Regions from separate parts of the Mus musculus genome. Here region 2 is linked to region 1. The links are chromatin loops, found by intact Hi-C in ENCODE. Cell type or tissue: heart. All regions are shown on one strand. Links, peaks and the distances in the headings refer to the core of each region. The heading gives the core; the rest is flanking DNA. Region 1 overlaps Gm52199 (a long non-coding RNA gene). Region 2 overlaps 1110038F14Rik (RIKEN cDNA 1110038F14 gene).

Region 1 (11,744 bases), core at 2,283-10,282:
TAACTTGCTGACCTGTATGGAAAATCTCCAAGCTTTCTGTAACCACAATAAAAAGCCTGCACCGCCTAGACTTGGGGCTCTCACTCTGACCCTCTGTGACAGGGACAGTGAAACACCTTGCTTGGGACCTTGTAATAAAAGACCCTGTGTGTTTGCATTTGAACTGGCTCCTCGGTGGTCTTTGGGGGTCCCTGCAACTTGGACATAACAGTGAAACGCAGAGCAAAGTCTTTCTGTCTGGCTTTCTTTTAGCAAAGCCTTTGCTATGTTTGGGTCGATCAATAGAGGCTGAGACGTTGCTTTGAGACTGTTTGAACCTTGAAGCAATGCTGTCTTTCTAGAGAATCTGCCCTTGGAGCTATGTGAGAACATGCAGCTGTACTGACCTTGGTACAAAGTCACTCCTGGCAAACCCAGAGTTCTTTCTTTTGATTATGGCTAGCCCTATTCAAAAGGGACCGAGATTTGTGTGAATTGTTATAGGGGCCCAGTAATCGCCTCCCAAGCCACACTAACACCCATCTCAGTCAGGCAGGGATAGTTTATTGAGAATGTGCCCCAGGGCTGGTTGATCAGATTCATGGTCCAGATTCGGGAATTGAACCATGACCCCAAGTTAAGGTCCTACAGGGCTTTTTAAAGCGTGAGATCTACAAACATCTGTGTCAAGTTGTCCCACCAATCAGGATTTAGGGATAAGGATTTCCTTAGGAACAAGTCTTTGTTGTATATTTATCCTGCTCCCATTGGTTGGGGTATTCAACTGTGGCAGGGGGCTTGCCTTGTCTAACATTCATGCCTTGCTAACCAGGATGTCAGTTATCCACATACATGTCTCTTTCTGCCAAGTAGGATGTCTGTTCCCAGGGAGGTCTTGGGAACTTAAACTTTACGTGACCGTGACTCAAAATGGACGCCTTATTCCACATAGTCTCTTATATCGGTGCAGGTGTCTCTCTTATGTTAAGGTCTACCCCAGGGGCAGCTTCTACCGTAAAAACGTATACACAAGTGCAGGAATTGCTGCTGGGTGGTTGACTGGGGTCAAGCCTATTGTGGGTACAAGCAGTTCCACTGACTTCCATCCTGATTGGTTTTCAAGGACACAGAACATAACAGAACATGTAATCAACTTGGCATTAGAAACTTCCCTAGTAACAGCAGAAAAATATGAGAACATTTCCTTATAATGGTAGGCTAGCCATGTAACAGTTACCTGGGCCTTAACATTTTACCTAGGCCTTAACATTCTATCTAGGGCCTTAATAATTTACCTAGGCCTTAATAGTTGTCTGCTCACACTGGAAGCAAGGGCAAGATAACTTTGGCAGCTGGAATCTTTCCCAGCCCCAATTAACCTTGTATAATGTTTGAATAAAATAACCGGAGTGAGCTACTTGGGTGTCAGTCTTTCCCAAGAAGGCTGAACTCCTCTGCTCCTTTGGAAACGAAGTCTTAGCATTTTGGTGAGCTTCTCTCTCTACTGCAGCACCTATGACCAACATCAATCAATATGCTCACTATTGCAATATCAGCACTGGATCTGAACCAGTAGGCTCAGCAGGTATGTGTTGGAATTGGGATGGAATGAATCCAAATGCATGGTATGGAAAAGATCCTGGCCTCTGCCTCTCAAGCCCCAAGAGACCCTTCCATATAGTTAGTTCCTCATGTTGTGCCGACCCTCAGCCATAAAATTATTTCATTGTTACTTCATAACTAAATCTGTTACTGTTATGAATCATCATGTGAAGACCTGATATGCAGAATATCAGATATGCTTACCCCACCCCACCCCAAAGGGGTCGTGACCCACAGGTTGAGAGCCAGTGCCCTGGAGTCTCCTAATGGATGCTGCCGGCCGGCCGGCTTAGGGATTCCCGCAGGCTCTTTTCCATTGTAGGGGGAAAGGAGCTGAAAGTCTTCAGAGTCAGTGGCACTGGGGACTTTACATACATACTCCTGTCACCTTCACGGTCCCAGGAGGTCAGAACAATTGTCCCCTTTGAGAGTGGAAAAGCAGTTTGTGACCGGGGGACATGAGGTGCCTCTGTTTTCCCAGTGTGCTCAAAGCCACTGTAAGCTGGGGCTGCAGCCGCCGGGAGCTGGCTGCCAGGAGGGAGGGTTGCCAGACAGCCAAGAGTAGCTCCTGCCCTCCCCGACTCCCCGCCCATGCCACCCTCGGGCATCCCTTGTGCCCTAAGGGAGCAGAGACTGTGGGGGCGCTGTGCAGGGAAGCTTGGTTGCTTCTCCCCGTGGCGGGCTGGGATGAGGAATCGGGATCGTGCGGTGATGCACAACTATCCCTGAAGATCTCTGGAGGCTCAGGAGCCCTCAGACTGGGAGTGCCACACAGAAGCCCCTGGGGTTTGAAATATCAAGGGAGCTCAGTGACCAGATAGGACAGGAATAAAATCTAGACCACTGTGTGCCAGAGCGGGGCATGGGAACAAGTAAGGTCCGGGCCCCTGTGAGAACCAATCGCTGCTGCCCGCCTCAGGACACTTGGATACAGTCCAGTCTCTCCTGGCCGATTGGCCGCAGGCCAGTTCTTTACCTCTCTGAGCCTTACTTATTCCCCCCTCCCCTTGATGTGACTGGCTGTCCTTTGATCTGAGAGACGGCCATCTTGGGCCGTTCAGCTGTGTCTCCTTGCCTGAGATTATTCCGGGCAGGCTTGCTGATAGTTTAGACCCTCGACCCCCACCTTCGGACTCACAGCTTCCAACTGCTCCTCCCTACTGACGGACAACTCTATGTGGGGCCTTGGGGAAGGGTTAGAGTATGTAAAAAGAAATAGAGTATGATCCCTGGGGTTACATGCGTGTGGGGGAAGACTCGAGTGGAGCCACGTGGGAAAACCTCATCCCTGCTAGGTAACGCTTTTCAGGTGCAGTGCTTGTGGGAGGAGTATTATATACAGGTAAGGAATTCCCTTACCTAGGCTCAGGAAAGATGCCCAATTAAGTCTTCGGTTCCTTGGAATGAACTTGGTGGAATTGTGCCTTGGTTTGTCGTTGGGACCTTAGGAGAAAGGGTAGATGTTGCTTAAGTCTTCCCAGGGGAAGGAATTTTAGCAACACCTATTTTAACAGATTGTTTTGGTTGAGGATGAGTAGAAAGAGTGTTCCAGCACTAGCATCATGTCTGTATTTGGCCCTCCACGCAACCCTGTGTCCGGCTGAGAAACTGTGGCTATGAGAGCTTAGGTCTCCTGAGCAAGGTCATACGGCTTTCAAAGTCATAGAACCAGGATTTAACCCAGACAGTAGAGCTCCCAAATCCCTGAGCCCAATTGTGCTGAGTACATTCATGTGCTACTTAGTTTGTAATGCATGGCCCATTAAATAGATGGGAAAACTGAGGGACATACCAGAGCACATAGCAGGCAGGTAATAGACACAGCTCTTGCTCTGCAGGGCTACACCTCTTTGCTGGATGTCTTATGTCCTTGCATCCAAAGCAAGAAGTGGGGTGACCACCCATGACCTACAATTCCTAGTCAGTAGATCTGCTGAGCAACTGCAAGCCTGGGAAGGGTAGAAGGGTGAAGGGTGGATGGGTTTGTAGATGGGTTAACCAATGGTTAGATGGATGGGTGGGAAGGCAGACAGATGGATGAATAGGTGGGTGGTTGTGAGTAGACTGGCAACAGACAGATGTAGATGGATGAAAGAGAGAGCAGATAGGAATAATGGCGGAGGATTAGATTAGTGTGTAGCTGGGTGGACATGGGTGGAGGGTCTATGGGGGAGAAGGATGTATGGATCAAAAGGCAGATAGAGGGATGGACAGATAGAAGGCTAGGTGGTGCTGGGTGGGGATGCAACTGAAGTTGCAAGTTGACAATGACAATGTGATGGTTTGAATAGGAATGGCCCCTATAGACTCATGCGTTTGAATGCTTAGTTCACAGGGAGTGTTACTATTTGGAGGTGTAGCCTTGTTGGAAGAAGTGTCACTGTGGGGATAGACTTTGAGGTCTCATTTGCTCAAGCTATTCCCAGTATGGCACACAGTCCCTTCTGCTGCCTGCAGATCAAGATGTAGAGCTCGCATCTCCTTCTCTAATACCATGACTATCTGTCTGCACACTGCCATGATGATAATGGACTAAGCTGCTTAAACTGTAAGCCAGCCCCAATTAAATGTTTTTTCTTTATAAGAATTGCCACAGTCATGGTGTCTCTTCAAAGCAATAGAAACCCTAAGACAGACAGCCACAGGACTTCCAGGAACATTCACGAAGTATGAAAGAGAGATGCCATGTGCTCTGGTACGTCCCTAGCCCTTAGGGCTACGATGGAACATGGTAATGCATAGTCATAGCCCTTCAGCCCTGTATCCCAGCATCCAAACTCTGTAAAAAGCTTCATGGGGCAGATCCAAGCCTAAGAACCGTCATCACAACCTTCCCTCCTACACCTAGACTGTAGACATGTCCCCCCTACACCTAGACTGTAGACATGTCCCACTACACCTAGACTGTAGACATGTCCCACTACACCTAGACTGTAGACATGTCCCACTACACCTAGACTGTAGCCATGTCCCACTACACCTAGACTGTAGCCATGTCCCCCTACACCTAGACTGTAGACATGTCCCCCTACACCTAGACTGTAGCCATGTCCCCCTACACCTAGACTGTAGCCATGTCCCCCTACACCTAGACTGTAGCCATGTCCCCCTACACCTAGACTGTAGCCATGTCCCCCTATACCTAGACTGTAGCCATGTCCCCCTACACCTAGACTGTAGCCATGTCCCCCTACACCTAGACTGTAGACATGTCCCCCTACACCTAGACTGTAGCCATGTCCCCCTACACCTAGACTGTAGCCATGTCCCCCTACACCTAGACTGTAGCCATGTCCCCCTACACCTAGACTGTAGCCATGTCCCCCTACACCTAGACTGTAGACATGTCCCCCTACACCTAGACTGTAGCCATGCCTCACTACACCTAGACTGTAGCCATGTCCCCCTACACCTAGACTGTAGCCATGTCCCACTACACCTAGACTGTAGCCATGTCCCCCTACACCTAGACTGTAGACATGTCCCCCTACACCTAGACTGTAGACATGTCCCACTACACCTAGACTGTAGACATGTCCCACTACACCTAGACTGTAGACATATCCCACTACACCTAGACTGTAGCCATGTCCCACTACACCTAGACTGTAGACATGTCCCCCTACACCTAGACTGTAGCCATGTCCCCCTACACCTAGACTGTAGCCATGTCCCCCTACACCTAGACTGTAGCCATGTCCCACTACAACTAGACTGTAGCCATGTCCCCCTACACCTAGACTGTAGCCATGTCCCCCTACACCTAGACTGTAGCCATGTCCCCCTACACCTAGACTGTAGACATGTCCCACTACACCTACACTGTAGACATGTCCCACTACACCTAGACTGTAGACATGTCCCCCTACACCTAGACTGTAGCCATGTCCCCCTACACCTAGACTGTAGCCATGTCCCACTACACCTAGACTGTAGACATGTCCCACTACACCTAGACTGTAGCCATGTCCCCCTACACCTAGACTGTAGACATGTCCCACTATACCTAGACTGTAGACATGTCCCACTACACCTAGACTGTAGACATGTCCCCCTACACCTAGACTGTAGACATGTCCCCCTACACCTAGACTGTAGCCATGTCCCCCTACACCTAGACTGTAGCCATGTCCCCCTACACCTAGACTGTAGCCATGTCCCCCTACACCTAGACTGTAGACATGTCCCCCTACACCTAGACTGTAGACATGTCCCACTACACCTAGACTGTAGCCATGTCCCCCTACACCTAGACTGTAGCCATGTCCCCCTACACCTAGACTGTAGCCATGTCCCCCTACACCTAGACTGTAGCCTTGTCCCCCTACACCTAGACTGTAGACATGTCCCACTACACCTAGACTGTAGACATGTCCCACTACACCTAGACTGTAGACATGTCCCCCTACACCTAGACTGTAGACATGTCCCACTACACCTAGACTGTAGACATGTCCCCCTACACCTAGACTGTAGACATGTCCCCCTACACCTAGACTGTAGACATGTCCCACTACACCTAGACTGTAGACATGTCCCACTACACCTAGATGAATTATTGCAATATACTGTCATAAATCATTGCCCTTACAATGACATCATAACAAGCTTATGTCATAACCAGGATGGCTACTGAGTGTCTAAAGGGCAGGTAGCCAGCTGTCTAGGAGGGAGCTTTGCATCCTGCCAGAGCAGTGGGTTGCCCAGCTCTTGACAACATGGGGTCAGAATCCCAGCTGAGAAAGGACCTTTTTTAGACAGGCCTTCAGCAAAGACCAAAGCTGAATACATCCCTGTGGACTCCCTAGGCATGGCCTAAAAGAACTAAATGTCTCGCCTTGAAAGGGCTTGGCAGCTGGAGGGGATCTGCTCAGCAGGAAGAAGGCCTGACTTCACCGCTGGCACGGAGTGGTCTTGGACACAACCCCACCCCTGATCCAGTTTCTACCCTCCTCTATCCTGGAAGCCTAAGTCCCTCTGATGACAGCTAGTGACAATCTGACTCTCCTGTTTCTAGGAGGCAGGACCTAGAAGGACATGACCATTCCACTCCTTAGACCATGGCTCAGGATCTGAGGCCCTCCCAACCTTTGAGTAGTTTCAACTGAGGACACCTTGATTCTTCCATGGCACTCTAAGCTTCTTGAGGCTGGTTATAGTTAACCAGAAGACCAGAGATGGAAAGTGACTTGCCAAAGGTCACACAGCAAGAGGACAGCCAACAGCAGATCCAGATTTCTAGGCACCATGCCCAGACCTCTCCCCAGGGGAGATCCTGAGACCCTGAGACCCAAAGTAACACTGATGACATCAGGGACAGAGGGTGTTGTTAGGAAGGCTGTGTTGTGCCAAGAGTCAGCAAGGACATTGTATGAGGTGCCAGTATTAGGTCTCTGAGACCCAGGAAGTTCACTGACAAGGAGAGCCAGGGCACTCACTCAGAGGAGGGTGTGACTGGGAACTGCCAAGTTCATGATGTCCCCCGCGATCTCCTAAACTGACCCCCTTACCTTCATGCACTGACCTTGGCTCAGGATTCTGGTTGGAATGCCTCGGAGTCCCATCTTCAGGGAGATGGGTGGCCCCTGGGTGCCATCTAGTGGCAATGAAGAGACATGCTGCCTTTCCCCACCCTCTGAACCACAGGACTAAGGGACAACCTGAGCAAGATGACTGTTTTTTTCAGCTGAGGAAACTAAAGCCTGGTTGAAGCACACCCTGTCCAGTCAAGGGCAGCCCTGAGTGTTGAGGGTCTCTCAAAGAGGCGAGGCTTACCCGGAGTCTGAGCTGGAAGGCTGTGTGTGCTCTGTGAGTGGATAGGGGTCGGAGGGAAGGCAGGATTTGGTCTGGGAGCCAACACCTGAGGACCAGGTGGGAGCTGAATTACCAGAGAGAAGGCTAAGGTGATAGTCAAGGCTTCTCCATAGATCAAACCATAGCCAGAATGCTCCCATCATCCCGAAAGACAAACATGACTAGAGAAATCCCCCCAGTCTTAGGGACAACCAAGGCTAGAGAAAGCTCATGGTTGTGAAGGTCTTGCTTTCAGGGAGCTCGATATATTATTTGTTCGCTCTGCAAATGAGCTTGTTTTCCGTGGCTGCCCTTAAAGTTGCAGCAGACCCCGCAGTCCAATGACGCAGGCAAACAGAAGATGCTGTAAGAGATGAACAGGATACAGAAGCACCTGATATCTGCAGGAGGTATATCCCATGATGCTCTTGTGGGTGTCTGGAACTATGGGCAGAACCAAACTCCATCCACAATATGGTTTTTTTTTTCTTCCTACACCATACAAACCTGTGATAAAAATTTAATGTATAAATTAGTCACAGTAAAAAAAAAACAATAGTAACTGATATCATAAAAAGATGAATTATTGCAATATACTGTCATAAATCATTGCCCTCACGATGACATCATGACAAGCTTATGTCATAACCAGGATGGCTACTGAGTGTCTAAAGGGCAGGTAGCCTGTGTTGTGTGGGAACAGTACATAAAGGGTGTGGTCAAGACAGTGTGGCAGTGAGAAATTTTTATCCTATTATTAAAATTGGCTAAACAATTTAAAACTTAGGAACTGGCTGGGCACAGTAGCTCAGGCTTTTGATCCTAGCACTCAGGATGCAGAGGCAGGTCACTCTTTGTGAGTTCCAGGCCAGCCTGGACTACATAATGAGTTCCAGGCCAGCCAGAGCTACATTAGTGAGGTCTTGTATCAAAGAAGCTAACCAACCAACCAAAAATCTAAATACCTTAGAAACTATTTATTTCTGGAGTTTTCTATTTAGTATGCTCAGAACAGAGTTGGTTATGGGCAACTGAGAAGCAGAAAGCTAGACCAAGACGAAGAGGGAGCTCTGGGGCTAGAAAGACAGCTCAGCAGTTAAGAGAGCTTGTTGCTCTTTCACCCGGGTCCCTACCTAGGTTGGGGACCCCCTGTCTGGCCAATAGTGTGGTGCTCCAGGGTTGAAACACCTCTGCAGATGGGACTTGAGCCCCCCAGGCTCTGTGTGACCACACTTCATCCCTGGTGTATGACAGCACCAGAAAGGGAACTGAACCCAGGCTAGTCTTTTGAAGACAGGGTGGGGACCAGGTCCAGGGGGACTCACAAACTGCCTGTAATTCCAGCTCCAGTTGATCCTCCTCTTCTGGCCTCTGCAGGCAACTGCACATAAACCTATATATACAAACATAATTTAAAATATATATTATATACAGGATATTATATATATACAAAGAGGGAGCTGCCCTTAAAGTAATGGGCTCTGAAACCAGACATATCTGGCTGATGGTGTTCCTTGTGGAATCCCCATGTGTCGGAGCTGAAACCATGACCTTCATTTACTGTGTGACTTTGGGCAAATTACCTGACCTCTAATCTTTAATATTGAGAGAGAGAGAGAGAGAGAGAGAGAGAGAGAGAGAGAGAGAGAGAGAGAGAATCCTTCCTAGGTGATTGAGGTTCAGGTCACGTCTGCTTTGTTTCCTGTTGCTGTGGATAGTGCCCTGTCTTCAAACGACTAGCCTGGGATCAGTTCCCTTTCTGGTGCTGTGATACACCAGGGACAAAGTGTGGTCACACAGAGCCTGGGGGTGCTCAAGTCCCATCTGCAGAGGTGTTTCAACCCTGGAGAACCACACTATTGGCCAGACAGGGGGTTCCCAACATCCTCTCTCCTGGTACTCACCTCTCTACTGGGCAGAGGGCTTGGTCAAGGCCCTCCCAAGGCCACCAGGACAATAAGAACATGTCACTGTGACTTTTGAGGCCAGGTTATAATGATTCTGTGGTTTCCCTGTGGCTTCTCAGATGGCTTGGGTGAATCCTGTGTGGTACTGCAAGGGCTCTTCGGGTGGAAGGTCTTGTGAGGAAAGCCTGCTGGCCTTGGGAGGAGCCATATAGGAGTAGAGCTTCATGTTCCAGGCTAGCTCAGGGGCTGAAGCCTGACTCTGCAGGAGAGACCGGAGCCAGCTGCTTTTTCCTGCAAATTCCCAGTCCCCAGAACTACGAGTGTCCCTGCAAGCTGCATTAAGATGCTGAACTTAGATGTCAGATTTTGTTAGGAGATAAGTGGGTGATTGGGTGTCCAGAGCTAATTGCCAGGCACTGGCACTGAGCTGAGCTTGATTATCACAGAGACCTTCTGAGTAGTCCATCGCCTGTACCCATTCCACGGATGCAGAAATGGGAACAGGTTGCCTGAAGAAACTCTGATATCTTGCAGCTCTGGATCTCCACTGGCCATATGGCTGTCACCTCCTGCCTGGATGACCCTGGCTGACATCTGGGTCAGGACAGGGTCCCTGATGCCCCTAATTCTGGCTGAGGCTGACGCTGGCATTAACATCAGTGTGGGCAGCAGAGCTGGCTGTAATCATAGCCCATGGGAGTGCTATGCTGTGCTCTGTCTAGGGAATGGCTTCTGTGCAGTTCCTTCCCATGCAGCTTAGTCACTGTGGCTGGGAGCAGGCTCGGGGCACCAGGATTCCAGGTGACCACCATCGCTGCACTTCCTGTAAGCCCACTGATGTCATATACCCCAGGGTGATGAGGTCGTGCACCTCATGGTGCGCACAGGAAAGGACTCAGGGGCTCTATTGTCTGTGTCAAAGACAATGGCAGGACAAAGATGGAGCCTTGGGGGGGGGGGCTCAAGCTGTTCTTGCCTCTCTAGAGGCTTCTGGGTCCTCACAGCACCCGGGGTCAAGGGTTAATGGAAAGAAACTGAGCTTCTCAGAGCTGAATGAGCTTCACGGGGGTTGACCTTTGCCTGGGTCCTGGCTCCAGCTCCTACTCTCAGTCACCTCAGGCAAGTTCCTTACCTGCTCTATGCCTCTGAAAATGTCACATGAAAACATAGGAGGGACAATGGAACCTGTTCCCCAAGTGTTCGTGGGTTCTAGACTCTGGACCCTGGGTGGTTGGTGTCTCCCCGGTGACCTCATGTGATCCCTCAATTCCCTCAATGAGCACACAAATTCATTAAGACCGAGGAGTTGACATCACCCTGTATCTGCAGTTGTACACAGGCCATGGGGCTGTGGGCACCGTGAGTAATCAGGAGGGACCCCGAGTTTCTGGGGTAGGAGCACACACGGGCTCAGCTCATCATGAGAGCCTCATCCTCTGGGCTGGCAGTGTGCAGTTCAGTGGGTCTTTGTATACCTAGGGTTGAGCTCTGATGCCCCAGTATACTCCAGCCTGCCCTGCCCCCCACCAGTTACTCTATTCCCCCTGCTTCTTAGCCACACACGCTGACCCACATTGGTCTTGATTCATTGGCCCTTGGGTCCTTTTTTTTCAAAGCAGAGTAAGCTGTTTCTGCTGAGGAGAGGTCTGAGACTTGTTAGGAACAAAAAAAAGGGGGGGGGGCCCAGGGGAAGAAGGGGAAGGGAAAAGGGGCCCAATGTCCGGCCAGAGTTCCTGTGCTCTGGGCAGGTGGACGTAGGCATTGGAGGGCTGCCGGACACGTTCCACTCAGCCCTGGATGGGCATCTAAGCCTCTGACCCCACTCGGCGAGGAGTGGACAAGGGACCCTGAGGCGACACCCTGTCGTGCTGGGGTTATAGGAGAGAGGGATAAGGGAAGAGGTTCCCAACACTGACCAGAGTGCACAGCAGATCTTGATGGAGCAGAGACTCACTATGGTTTAAGAGCTTTATTATAGAAAGACAGGGGGAAAGAGAGAAGAGAGAAAGAGAGAGAGAGAGGGAGAGAGAGAGAGAGAGAAGGCTAGAGAGAGAGAGAAGAGAGGAAAGAAGAAAACAAAGAGAAAGGAAAGAGGAAAGAGAAGTGAGAGAAGTGAGAGGTAAGAGGACAAAGGAGTGAGAGCATAAGAGAGTGAGGTGGGGGCTGAACAGCCCTTTTTATGGTCTTAACTGGGGAGGAGTTTAGCCTGAAGGTCAGAAGCTTGGGCCATTGCTTACATGACTACTGACCATGCTTCTCTTGAGGGGGCTGTGGGAGGTAGTAACTTAGGCAGAGGCCAGAGTTCCAGGAGCATGAGGGAACGCCTACCGTGTCATGAAGGTGAATTATGACCATCAGGGTTCAGACCTCAGCTCCACTGGAGACCAGCCTGCAATTCCCCACAGAGGCTCAGATCGATCAAAGTACTGGATTGAGCCCACACAGTTCAGCAACTGAAAATGG
Region 2 (11,744 bases), core at 2,574-10,573, 47 kb before region 1:
TTCTTTCTTCTTTCTTCTTTCTTCTTTCTCTCTTTCTCTTTCTCTTTCTCTTTCTCTTTCTCTTTCTCTTTCTCTTTCTCTTTCTCTTTCTCTTTCTTTCATCTGCAGAAGAGCAGGCTGTTGGGGCAATCCGAACGCTGCGCAGTGAAAAAACCCCCTTGCCCCGGAAGAGACAGCTGATGCGCTCCTTGTTTGGGGACTACAGGGCTCAGATGGATGCAGAGTGGCGGGAGGCCCTACGGGCTCTAAAGGCTGGTGAGGAACTAGAAAGCGATTGGTTCAGTACATTAACGTCAAGGGGGTAGGGAGAGGCTCAGCTCAGCAGGGTTGGTGTGGGAAGAGATGGGCTCGGGGGCGGGGGGGATGTAAGTGGGGAGAAAGTATTCTCTCTTAGGGGACAGAGGTCCTGGGGGGAGGAGGGCCGAGGTCCTCACCTCGTTCTGTTTTGGGGATGAAAAAAACAGCTCCTCTGTCTTAGCCTGGGCTCACTTCACTGGCCATAAAGCCAGGTACCAGTTGGACTTTAGTTCCTGGGACTAAATAATAAATAACTTGGACATAAGTCCTGGATCTGTTACTTAGATCATACAACATATCATTTTGTGAAAATGATCTAAATTTTGTTACTTAGATCATATAACATTTTTGATAAGTTACTACATCTCTTGAGTCTCATATGGGAATGACATTATTTACTTTAAGATAATTTTTCAGTTTTTTTTTTTTTTTTTTTAGTTAGGAAAGTTGTGTGGGTAATTGTAACTGCATGGATGAAAGTTAGCTATTCTGACTCTCTGCTCCCCCTTCCTACAGCCACCCATTCGGCCCAGGTACAGCTCGTCAGTGAGGCCACCAGAAAGAAGAGCGGAAGGGTCTGCAGGCCTCGTCCTGCAGAAAGAGCCAAAACCACTCCGGACTTGACCAGCGAAGAGTTTCGGTTCAATTTCTTTTAGGGTCTCCTACATGCTGGACCGCTCATCCCCCTCCAGGGTGGGGTGGGGATGTGTCCTGATTGCAGGGCCTTCCCAGGAATTCTCTCAGCAGAAGTGGGGTTGGTTTGTCCTTCATTGCAGCATGGACCTGAAGCGGCTGGCCTATGTGAGGCTGCTATGTGGATGTGGAAACCTTTGAAGGAAATGTTCTTCATGTCAGAAGAGAGGTGCAGAGTAGCTGCTGATGATAAGGAACTGTGGGGAAGTTGTGGACACAGTGGGCTCACTTTTGAAAAGATGCTCAGGCCATTTTTCTAGTGCTTTGTATATTGTTATATCGCCTTAATAAATCTTTTCTAAGGAAATAGGATGGTGTGAGAGAGAGAGTTCCGAATGTGTTAGAGGAGGCAAGACTGCTTGGTCCAGCTCTGATCCAGGACTTAGTCCTTTGCTGCTGTTGTTGCTGTTTCCCTCAGCAGGTTGTCGTCTTCTGGAGCCAGTGTGGTCTCCATCAAGCCACGTTTTGTTTTTAGGAGCTAAGAAGCTACTCACTGTCTTAGCCTGAGCTGAGTCTTAGCAGACTGCATCAAAACAAAACAAACACAACACAACCTTTATGTGTGTGAGTGGTATTTATGTGTGTGAGTATGAGCATGCTATGTGTATAAAAGCATCTTTTATTTGCCTGGTGTAACTGTCTCCAGAGGCTCACTGCCTTCGTCTGCTAACCTAGGCCTAGACCTGGAAGCTTCTCGCTTGGTCTTATCTAGGCCTAGAATGTTTTCAGTGTCTGAGACCTACTGCTGAATAAGCTCACCCTTTTTAGCACTTTCTGAGCTCTGTGAACTCAGCTGTTCTGACTCAAACGCCTCTGCTAGCTGACTGACTCAATCTGGCTTCTCTCTCTCAGCCTCTTATTTTTAGCTCTGCTTGGCCTCAGACTAACTCTGGCAATCCGTTCTAATCCTCTGGCTCCTCTCATTCTCTAGCTCACTCTGTCTTCACCTGTGTCTAGCTTGTTCTCTTTCTGCAACCTGGTAAAACTGCCTCCCCACCCCCTCTCTCCCCTGCCCCTGCTCCTCCCCCTTCCCCTTAAGTAACTTTCCTTTCCTCTCACTTCCATATCCTATTATGTCAAATCTTTCTGATTTGTCACTTTGCCACTCAGAAGTCACTTTCCAATATTGTGCTTCCTTCTACAAACCACCTTCATGATTTGGGATTAAAGGCATGAGCTATAGCCGAGCCACACCACAACTAAAGACAGGTTTCTGCAGTAAGTAATACAGTCTCAGGGCTCACAGTGTGATCAAATGTCCTGCACGTGTGTGGAAGCGCAGTCTCTAGACTTGGTGGCAGTTGCCTTTACTCAGCCATTTGGCCAGCCCTGCCAGGGTTGACATCTGTACTGTACCCACTGCTCCACTGAGTTCAGATCTTCAGGTAAACCAGCAGTGTTCACACCGTTGTGGTCTGCTGGCGTTGCCCAAACTCATATCCTAGACTAAGTACAACCTGGAGTCCAGCTGCGTTTGCCCTTTCTGGGTGAGTATTTTGTGGGCAGCTCAAACTCAGCGTTGTTACAGAAATACCTAATTGGGTCCCCCGTCTCCGTGTGCTTTTTAGTCAGTGATATTTACTGTCTTATCTAGTTGCTTAGGCCAGAAACTTATGTCATTGTTTATTGCTTGCTCTGTTTGTTTGTTCCTTTCCCTTTCCCTTTCCCTTTCCCTTTCCCTTTCCTTCAATTGAACTCAGGACCTTCGGCAGAGCGGTCATGACCTTAACCGCTGAGCCATCTCTCCAGCCCTGCTCTGTTTTTTTCAACACTATTCAATACTTAGTGTTAGGGTAAGTCGAGGGTTAGGTGAGGGTTGGGGTCTAGAGTTTGGGTTCTGGCTGTAGGTCTATATGGGTTAGGGTACTAAGGTTAGCTAAGGGTTAGGGGGAAATCTCCCTGTCAAGATAGTAGCGTGTGGAGATAATGCTAACCCATTTTGCAAACAGTAAGCTGTTACATAAATAGGTGTCTGATTTCATTCGTCTCAGCTGCCACCACGTTACAAATAATCTGCTGTCCTTTTGTCCAGGTCTCTTTCTTTTTCTTCTTGCTGGCTTCTACCGCCTGTCCTTTCTGCCAGATAAATTTACTTCCCTGCAAAAGGCTGACTGGTTGGAAGCATCGTCACCAGCCAATCAGAACTAACCATTTCTGGCTGGTAAGCCAATCAGATGTAATCTCCAAGCATCCTTTCATTGTTGCTAGGGCTCCTGATCTACTTCTAAAAGCTGACTGGCTCTCTGTTGGTCCAGCCTCTCCCACTCTCCCTAGCTCCTTACCCTTTCCTTTTTCTCATACCCCTTTTTGGGTTTGGAGCCATTCCAAACTATTTAAGCCTTTGGGAAGTCTGGGTTACTCTGAATAACCACGGTTTAAGAGTGCATTTGTTCTTCTTGAGAAACAGAGGACAGCTATTCCATAGTCAATTTTAAAAACATCTGTTTCAGCAGCTTGATATCTCTTAGCTCCATAAAACAGAGTTTAGTTGTGCTTAAGGGGTTTTTGTATTTTTTATTTTGGTGCAGATTGACTTTAATTCAGACGACTAGAGCATAAACTGGCATTAAAGTCGGCAGTGAAATTACTTGAAACTCATTGGGCTAACAATGAATTCTAAGTATGTGAGAACAGCTCTTTCTGTTTTAATTAATGACAGATGGTAACATCTTACGGCTTCGCCGGGCAGTGGTGGCACACACCTTTCATCCCAGCACTCGGAAGGCAGAGCCAGGCAGACTTCTGAGTTCCAGGACAGCTAGGGCTACACAGAGAAACCCTGTCCCAAAAAACAAACAAACAAACACATCTTACAGCTTCACAGTTGTCATGCTCTGTTTTACACTTTCAGGGAGGGGACTCCTGGAGAACACGACTGCTCAGCAGTGATGTGGCTCTCACATTGCTAAGTGGGTATCCCTTCCCTCACACCTGGCCCATCACCCATGAGTCCTCTTTAGATGCTCCCTAGCTGTGTGTATGAAAATACCTTAAATCTAAGAGCAATGGCAAATGGATTAAGAAAAATAACAATACAAGGTGTGTCTTTCTCTTAACCTTTGGTATGTATTCAAGAACTGGACAGCGCCGGGCAGTGGTGACGTACGCCTTTAATCCCAGCACTCAGGAGGCAGAGGCAGGCAGATTTCTGAGTTTGAGGCCAGCCTAGTCTACACAGTGAGTTCCAGGACAGCCAGGGCTATACAGAGAAACCCTGACTTGAAAAAAACAAACAAAAAAAAAAGAGAGAGAGAGAGAGGTAGGGAGAAAGGAAGGAAGGGAGAGAGAGAGAGAGAGAAAGAAAAGAAAGAGAGAAATCCAAGCAGAAGAGGGTGTATTTTCTGCTAACATTGGTTTAGTACTAACTAGGCAGTGGTGGTGCATGCCTTTAATCCCAGCACTTGGGAGGCAGAGGCAGGCAGATTTCTGAGTTTGAGGTCAGCCTGGACTACAGAGTGAGTTCCAGGACAGCCAGGACTACACAGAGAAACCCTGTCTTAAAAAAAACAATACAAAAAACAAACAAAAACAACACACACACACACACACACACACACACAGACACACACACACACACACACACAGAGCAGCCAAACAAACCAACGATAAAAACAGTCTTGTTTTGTTTTGTTTTTTGAGATAGGGTTTCTCTGTATAGCCCTGGCTGTCCTGGAACTCACTCTTTAGACCAGGCTGGTCTTGAACTCAGAAATCTGCCTGCCTCTGCCTCCCAAGTGCTGGGATTAAAGGTGTGTGTCACCACTGCCCGGCTACAAAAACAGTCTCACTGAATATCCTGCTGGTGAAATGTATGAAATTGGTTCACACTGTACCGAAGCTACAGTGTGAAAGAAGCATGGCCATGGAGTGTGGGAAAGTTCAACAGAAGCCATCTCTCCGACTTGGTGCAAGCAGACTGTTAAACGCAGCCTGGCAAGGACAGTGTGAGCCGCTTGGCATCAACGCAATGGTGTGCTTTGTAAGTGGGTACACTACGGATGTCAACCCTGGCAGGGTTGATAAAAGTGTTCAGGCATTCTTTCTTTCAACTTCTGCCTCCACTCCCTCACCAACTGGGTAGGGAGTGGCTGGGGCTTCCTGCTGATTTCTCTACGGGAAAATGTATATGGTTTTATTTGCCTGCTAGGGTCTTCTTTTACATGTCAAGTTCCATTAAGGCAAATCCCAATATTTCTCATACCATTATAACCCTAGATCCTGTGAATCTAGTTTGTAATTGGTCCTTAGTAGTGGTAATGAATGAATGAAAGAATGAATGAGTGCCAGAGCTCTAGCAGTCCCTGTGTGCCATGGCACCTCTGCCACAGTGCCTATGGACAGGGCTCCCATTAGGCATCTTGTTAACACATCATTCTTTCGGAAGTTGTGATCTCTAATAAACTGTTGTCCTTTAGGAGGTATTGTAGAATTCCTGACATGATTTCTGAAAAAGGAGGGAAAAATCCTGTTTAGATTGAGACTTGAGGGATGATAACAATGTATAGTTTTCACCCATTGGTCATTAAGTTATTTTTAATTTCCCAACATTGTGTCTCTGAGAGAGATTAACATATTCTTAGCAAAATGAATCATTTTATAGGAATTTTAAAGTCACAAGTTAATCAATGTCTTGGTTAAGATAATCCTGCTTCAATTTTGTCCATTTATTTCAATATTCCAATTTGGAAATTTTTTTTAAGCTGGCCCATATAGTTTCTTTTGAAAATGAAAATTGTCGTGGTGCCCCCTGGTGGAAGAAAAAAGAATTTCCTTTCTTTCTTCCCCTTCCATTCATCTTATCTAGAAAGACCACATGATTGTGATTGATATAGGAAAGGATCAACTTTGATATAAATGATATAGATTATATAAATCTAATATAAATGATATAATTCCCAGGCAGGTTGTTCTTGCTGTTGGGGGGACTGTAAGAAATACATGCCTCAGAATATCTGCTTGTCAGCAATATATACTTAGAGCAAGCGGGTGCTGCAGACAAAGGGCAGGTGTGTAAAGGACTGTGGTTTGAGAGCCATTAGAACGAATGCAGGAGCCTAGCGCCTGCATTACCTCGCAATGCTGCCTAACTAGGTCACATATATCTAAGAGGTCAGATAAAGGTGATGGTGGTTACAAGACACAGCTTGCAGAAGCTGGTGGTGGTTACCAAGTAGAGATCCATTTGCTAGGACCTTTAGAGACCATAAAATCATCACTCGTCTGTCAAAATGGCTCTCAGGACTGGCTTCTTATACCAGGTCATGATGCCGGCATTTCTTTGTACAGCACCGTTATCTTCAGGTGGGGACAATGGGAGGGCTTTTTGAGGCAATTTGACCCAGACACCAAAAGGATCTTGCTAAGAAAGCAGAATATTGAGCCAGCCAAACTCAGAAAGATGTCAGCATTGCACTTAACACTGGGGTCTTAAGAAGACGGAAGTGTTCTCTCTCTCCCTATCCTTCTCCTTCTCTCTACCCTTCTCCCTACCCCTCTCCCTCTCTCTCTTTCTTTCTTGCAAAGATTTATCTATTGATTGATTGATTGATTGATTGATTGATTGTGTATACAGTGTTCTCCCTGCATGTATGCCTGCAGGCCAGAAGAGGGCACCAGATTTCATCATAGGTGGTTATGAGCCACCATGATGTTTTAGGGAATTGAACTCAGTCCCTCTGGAAGAGCACCTAGTACTCTTAACCTCTGAGTCATCTCTCAAGCCTGAAATGATGTTTTTCTGAGTAGATCAGTTTCCATATTTGTTCATCTGATTGCGCTAAATAAAATCCATTAAACAATTAAAAAGGAAATAAATAAGTATTTAAACATCTGCCAACACATCCTCAAATTATTTAGTGATTGTTTTTAAATTTCCTACAAGCTGTGACTGTAGCATAGTTGCATATCGACATGTGGTCAGCGGTTTGTTTTACTGGTTGGAGACCCATCTTTGAATTTGGTGACCCTCAAATTGGAAGGCAAAACAACAGCTGGGTAAGGGTGGCGCATGCCTTTTATCCCAGCACTTGGGAGGCAGAGGCATGAGGGCATCTGTGAGTTCCAGACTAGTCTAGTCTACAGAGTTGCAGGGCTGTTACACAGAGAAACCCTGACTCAAAACAAAACAAAACCAAAAACACAACAAAACCAGATACAACAAAGAAACAAACAAAAACAAAACACCAAAACCAAAAAAAAAAAAAAAACAACAACAACAAAAAAAAACCAACCAAAACCAAATAAAGCAAGCAAACAAAAAAACCCAGTAAAATCCACAAATAAACAAACAATATCAGCAATAAAACAATGAACATTCTCCTTAAAGCCCTGATCGCAAAGGAGCAGTCCTGGTCCCCAGGGTGTGTTCTAAAGGTTTCCAAGGTCCAGGTGTGCGGAGCTTGTCTCAGGTGTCTGAATGGGCCAGGTGTGTGGAGCTTGTCTCAGGTGTCTGAATGGGCCAGGTGTGTGGAGCTTGTCTCAGGTGTCTGAATGGGCCAGGTGTGTGGAGCTTGTCTCAGGTGTTTGAGTGACTGTGGAGTGCAGGTTAATATTCAGGGGATAATGATGTGAAAGGCAGTTCCACAGCATGCTGGTTTTGAATGCTCCACCAGCCATTCACACAAACGAAAACTCTGCCTGTTGTTCAGTAAAGAATGACAAGGCATCCAGTGTTGTGCACTGTTGGTTATAGTTACACTCTTTCCAAACATCACTTGTTCTCGCAAGTGTCTGCTCTAGAAAAATATCACATGCTCCCTTCCCAGGCTGCTTCCAGAAAAACACCACGTATCTATTCTCAATAAAACATCTCCCCATGTGTCTCCCTCAACAAAACATCCTCTCATAAGACAGTTCCCAGAGAGACATCACGTGACACAACTGGGTCTCCAAAGAAACCAGAAATTTCCACTTCAGCACGCCCTGAGACTGATCAATCAGGGCCATAGCTCAGAATTCTTGGGCTGAGGCTATAGCCCTGAACATCTTTTTTTTTTTTTTTTTTTTTTGGTTTTTCAAGACAGGGTTTCTCTGTGTAGTCCTGGCTGTCCTGGAACTCGCTCTGTAGACCAGGCTGGCCTCGAACTCAGAAATCTGCCTGCCTCTGCCTCCTAAGTGCTGGGATTAAAGGTATGCGCCACCACGCCTGGCTTTTTTTTTTTTTTTTTTAAGATTTATTTATTATGTATACAGTGTTTTGCTTGCATGCCAGAAGAGGGCACCAGATCTCATTACAGATGGTTTTGAGGCACCATGTGGTTGCTGGGAATTGAACTCAGGACCTCTGGAAGAGCAGCCAGTGCTCTTAACCTCAGAGTTATTTCTCCAGCCCCCCCCCCCCGAATATCATCTTCTACAAGCTTATGAAGGCTAAAACCGCAAAAACCATAATGCAGGTGCAGGAAATGTTGCCGGATGGTCAGCTCTGACTCAGCTACTTTGGCTAGCTAGCCAGAACAGTTCTAACTGACCTGGTCCTAAGTGGAACTTACAGTTGTTGAATTTCTTAAGTTTAACACGCCTAAGAACATGACAGGGTATGTGATCAGCATGACCCTTCTCTGAGTCAAGCTTTCTTTCTGCGTCAGTGACTGGCAGGCATATTACAGCAACAGCATGAAATAACTGTTGGGCATGGAACAAAATGGCTACAGCTATGTTTGAGGGTGGGAGGTGGGTTGTGGGATTAAGATCTCAACAACTTTCCTCTGGAATCAGATCATGACATTGATCATTTTGAAAATGTGCATTTGGGCAGGTCATAGTAACAATCAGTGTCATTCCAGCATAGTAAAGGATGCTGTTAAAATGCTTGCTATACAGGCAGGCAGGGATGAATGGAAGCAGCAGAGCAGCAGAGCCGGATGCTGGAAATGTTTCCTTTGTGAAACAACGCAGCTACGGAAACCAAAACCAAAACACAAACCAACCAACCAACCAACCAAACAAACAAACAAACAAAAACCAGCCCTAAGGAACTTTTCAGAGCCCTTAAGAGGAATTGAAGGCTTGCAGCATTAGGAGAGTGTTGTTCAAGGAACATGATAAATATCCCTTGAAACAACGCATGCAGTTAGTGGTCTACTCTGTTTTACTACCACCACTTCATGCCCAGCTTGGTATTAATGATGGCGGTTTGAACTTGCTTTGCTCAAGGAATGGCACTATTAGTAGGCGTGGCCTTGTTGGAGGAAGTGTGTCACTGTGTGGGGGGGTGGACTTTGAGACCCTCCTTCTAGCTACCTGGAAGCCAGTCTTCTCCTGTTGGCCTTCGAATCAAGGTGTAGAACTCTCAGCTCCTCTAGTGCCATGACTGCCTAGATGCTGCCATGTTCTCAACTTGATGATAATGTACTGAACCTATAAGCCAGCCACAATTAAATGATGTCCCTTATAAGAGTTGCCTTGGTCATAGTGTCTCTTCACAGCAATGGAAACCCTAACTAAGACATTAACCTTAAGGACTACCATCCTGCAACCACAGCAGCCCAGCACCCACAGGAAAGCAGAACAGGGTGAGAACTCCCTCTAGACCCCATTTCCATAGAGTTGATGTCATCTGACCTGCATGACAGCTCCCTGAGATCACAGTGCACAGCACTGTCTGTGTGCGACTTGACTCAGAACTCACCCAATCCAACTGTTCCTTAGTGGAAATGATTTGAATATTTGTAGAAAGGATTCATCAGAGATGATCTTATATCAGCTACCTAAGGGAGGTAGTGAGCTATGGAGGCACAAGGAACTTCTTGAAGGTTAAAGGAAACGTCGTAAAAAAGATGTCCAAAGGGGGATTTGAAAACCACAAGCATATCATGGAAGTCTACAAGGTCCATTGTTTGTAAATGCTCAGGAAGGACCTAAAACTTTGACTGTTACTTAATGTTATGGCTCCATGAAAGCAGAAAATGAAAGCTAAAATGGATGTTTTTTTCTTCTTCTTTTGTTTTGTTTTGTTTTGTTCATTTTTTTTTCTGAGACAGGGTTTCTCTGTGTAGCCCTGGTTGTCCTGGAACTTACACTGTAGACCATTGTCTTAGGGTTTTACTGCTATGAACAGACACCATGACCAATGCAAGTCTTGGACAACATTTAATTGTGTTGTCTTACAGGTTCAGAGGTTCAGTCTAGGCAGGAGCATGACGTCGTCCAGGCAGGCATGATGCAGGAGCTGGAAGTTCTATATCTTCATCTGAAGGCTGCTAACAGAATACTCACTTCCAGGCAGCTATGATGAGAGTCTTAAGCTCATGTCCACAGTGACACATCTACTCCAACATGCCTCCAAATAGTGCCACTCCCTGGACCAAGCATATTCAAATCATGACAACTGTGCTGGCCTCGAGTTAACAGAGACCCACCTGCTTCTGTCTCCAGAGTGCTGGAATTAAGAGATGTGCACTGTTGGGCATGGTGGCGCACGCCTTTAATCCCAGCACTTGGGAGGCAGAGGCAGGTGAATTTCTGAGTTTGAGACCAGTCTGGTCTATAGAGTGAGTTCCAGGATAGCCAGGGCTACACAGAGAAACCCTGTCTTGAAAAAACAAAAACAAAACTGCCATGCACTCTGGTCGAGTCAGCTTGACAAGCCGAGAGGCTTGGAGCTACTCACGAGGAAAAAGAGTTTCACGGAAACTCACTCCTGGAGTCTGGCGTTCTCTCTAACCCATATATTAATATTCCATTCCCGTGTTAGTCTAGTGTATGGATCCACGTGCTCTCTTTTAGTATTATCCTATTATAAGTGCCTTTTAAGATTGAATTCTGACATAGCTAAAGCCTTCGCCAGTGTTCCAATGTCCTAGAAAGTCCTTGAGCTAACCATGGGCTTGGAATTCAGGAAGAATGTTGCCTATTCAGTGACATTCAGAATTGCCTCTGGTAGTACACTATCACTTTGAATAAAAGCTAAGTCACTGCCCTACACAGGAATTTACCATCTTCTAGGAAGAAGGAAGTTTGAGACCTAAAGAGGAACCAGAATAGATACTTAGAACTATAGATAGCTGAGTTACACCCATACACACGTATTTACAATGGCCTAAGGGAAAGGTGGACTATACAATAGACTAAAATAGGAACTATGGCAAGGGCACGAAGCCCTTGACCCTGGCTTCTAAGATTAAGTGAATCTTAGGTGGAGTTCTTTTTGATTCCAGTTGTTAACAATGAATTCTATCCCAGGTGGTTCCTGTTAGACGTTCTGTGTTTGCATTCCTCTGTTTTATGTAAGAATCCAGTAACCTCTTTGTACCTTGCGAGTGTGTCACCCAACTTCCTTATTGTCTTCTGTATAAAAAGTTTGATGCTCGATTTGACAAATTAAATTCAGATTCTACACAACCTCTCCTGTGTGCATCTGTCTGTCATTCCATCCGACGCTTTGCCCACCTGCGACTAGAGACACGTTCCACGAAGACAAAGGGGCCCAGAGGGTCTGTGGCACAAAACAAAACAAAACAAAACACAAAACAAAACAAAAGAGATGTGTATCACTCCCAGAAACTCTCTAAATTTGATGAATCCAACAAGTGGAACACAGGAAGTAGGATTACAATCACAGAGATTTATGCTTAGATGCACCATCATCTAACTGTAAAAGCTAAAGGCTAAGAGAATCCCGGAGAAACAATGGAAGCTGTTCATGTTTAAAGCTCCACAGCTGACATCTGAACCCATGGTGAGGGAAGTCAGTGGCCTATAATGTTTAAAGGAAAAAAAAAAAGCTGAAATAAAAAGAAAACGACCACCTGCTA

What was found. A loop is a pair of places that touch in the nucleus more often than their neighbours do. Peaks named below come from ENCODE experiments on the same cell type or tissue, not always from the same donor. Only the 100,000 strongest peaks of a DNase experiment are listed, where the experiment ranks them.
Region 2: it touches region 1 in a loop (2.0-fold over the local background); 9 of 42 quality-filtered maps call a loop at or near these places.

Annotation. Positions count from the first base shown.
Region 1 is chr15:76,996,898-77,008,641 of GRCm38, forward strand. It overlaps Gm52199 (a long non-coding RNA gene), which reads right to left. Exons shown (of 3, transcript XR_003951577.1): 3 at 6,662-7,881. Gm35933 (a long non-coding RNA gene) reads left to right here. Exons shown (of 3, transcript XR_384211.4): 3 at 1-93. Among named protein-coding and RNA genes, the nearest start is that of Gm52199, 12 kb to the right of the region's middle. In heart, for the core only: a CTCF peak has its summit at 7,178 (motif pointing left); DNase peaks (open chromatin) are centred at 6,484 and 7,034; H3K4me3 peaks cover 407 bases; H3K27ac peaks cover 2,976 bases; H3K27me3 peaks cover 698 bases.
Region 2 is chr15:76,949,436-76,961,179 of GRCm38, forward strand. It overlaps 1110038F14Rik (RIKEN cDNA 1110038F14 gene), which reads left to right. Exons shown (of 5, transcript NM_001347540.1): 4 at 109-255; 5 at 814-1,544. The coding sequence ends at 953. Among named protein-coding and RNA genes, the nearest start is that of Gm46534, 7.0 kb to the left of the region's middle. In heart, for the core only: CTCF peaks have their summits at 5,741 (motif pointing left) and 6,613 (motif pointing right); no DNase peak of the experiment used is centred there.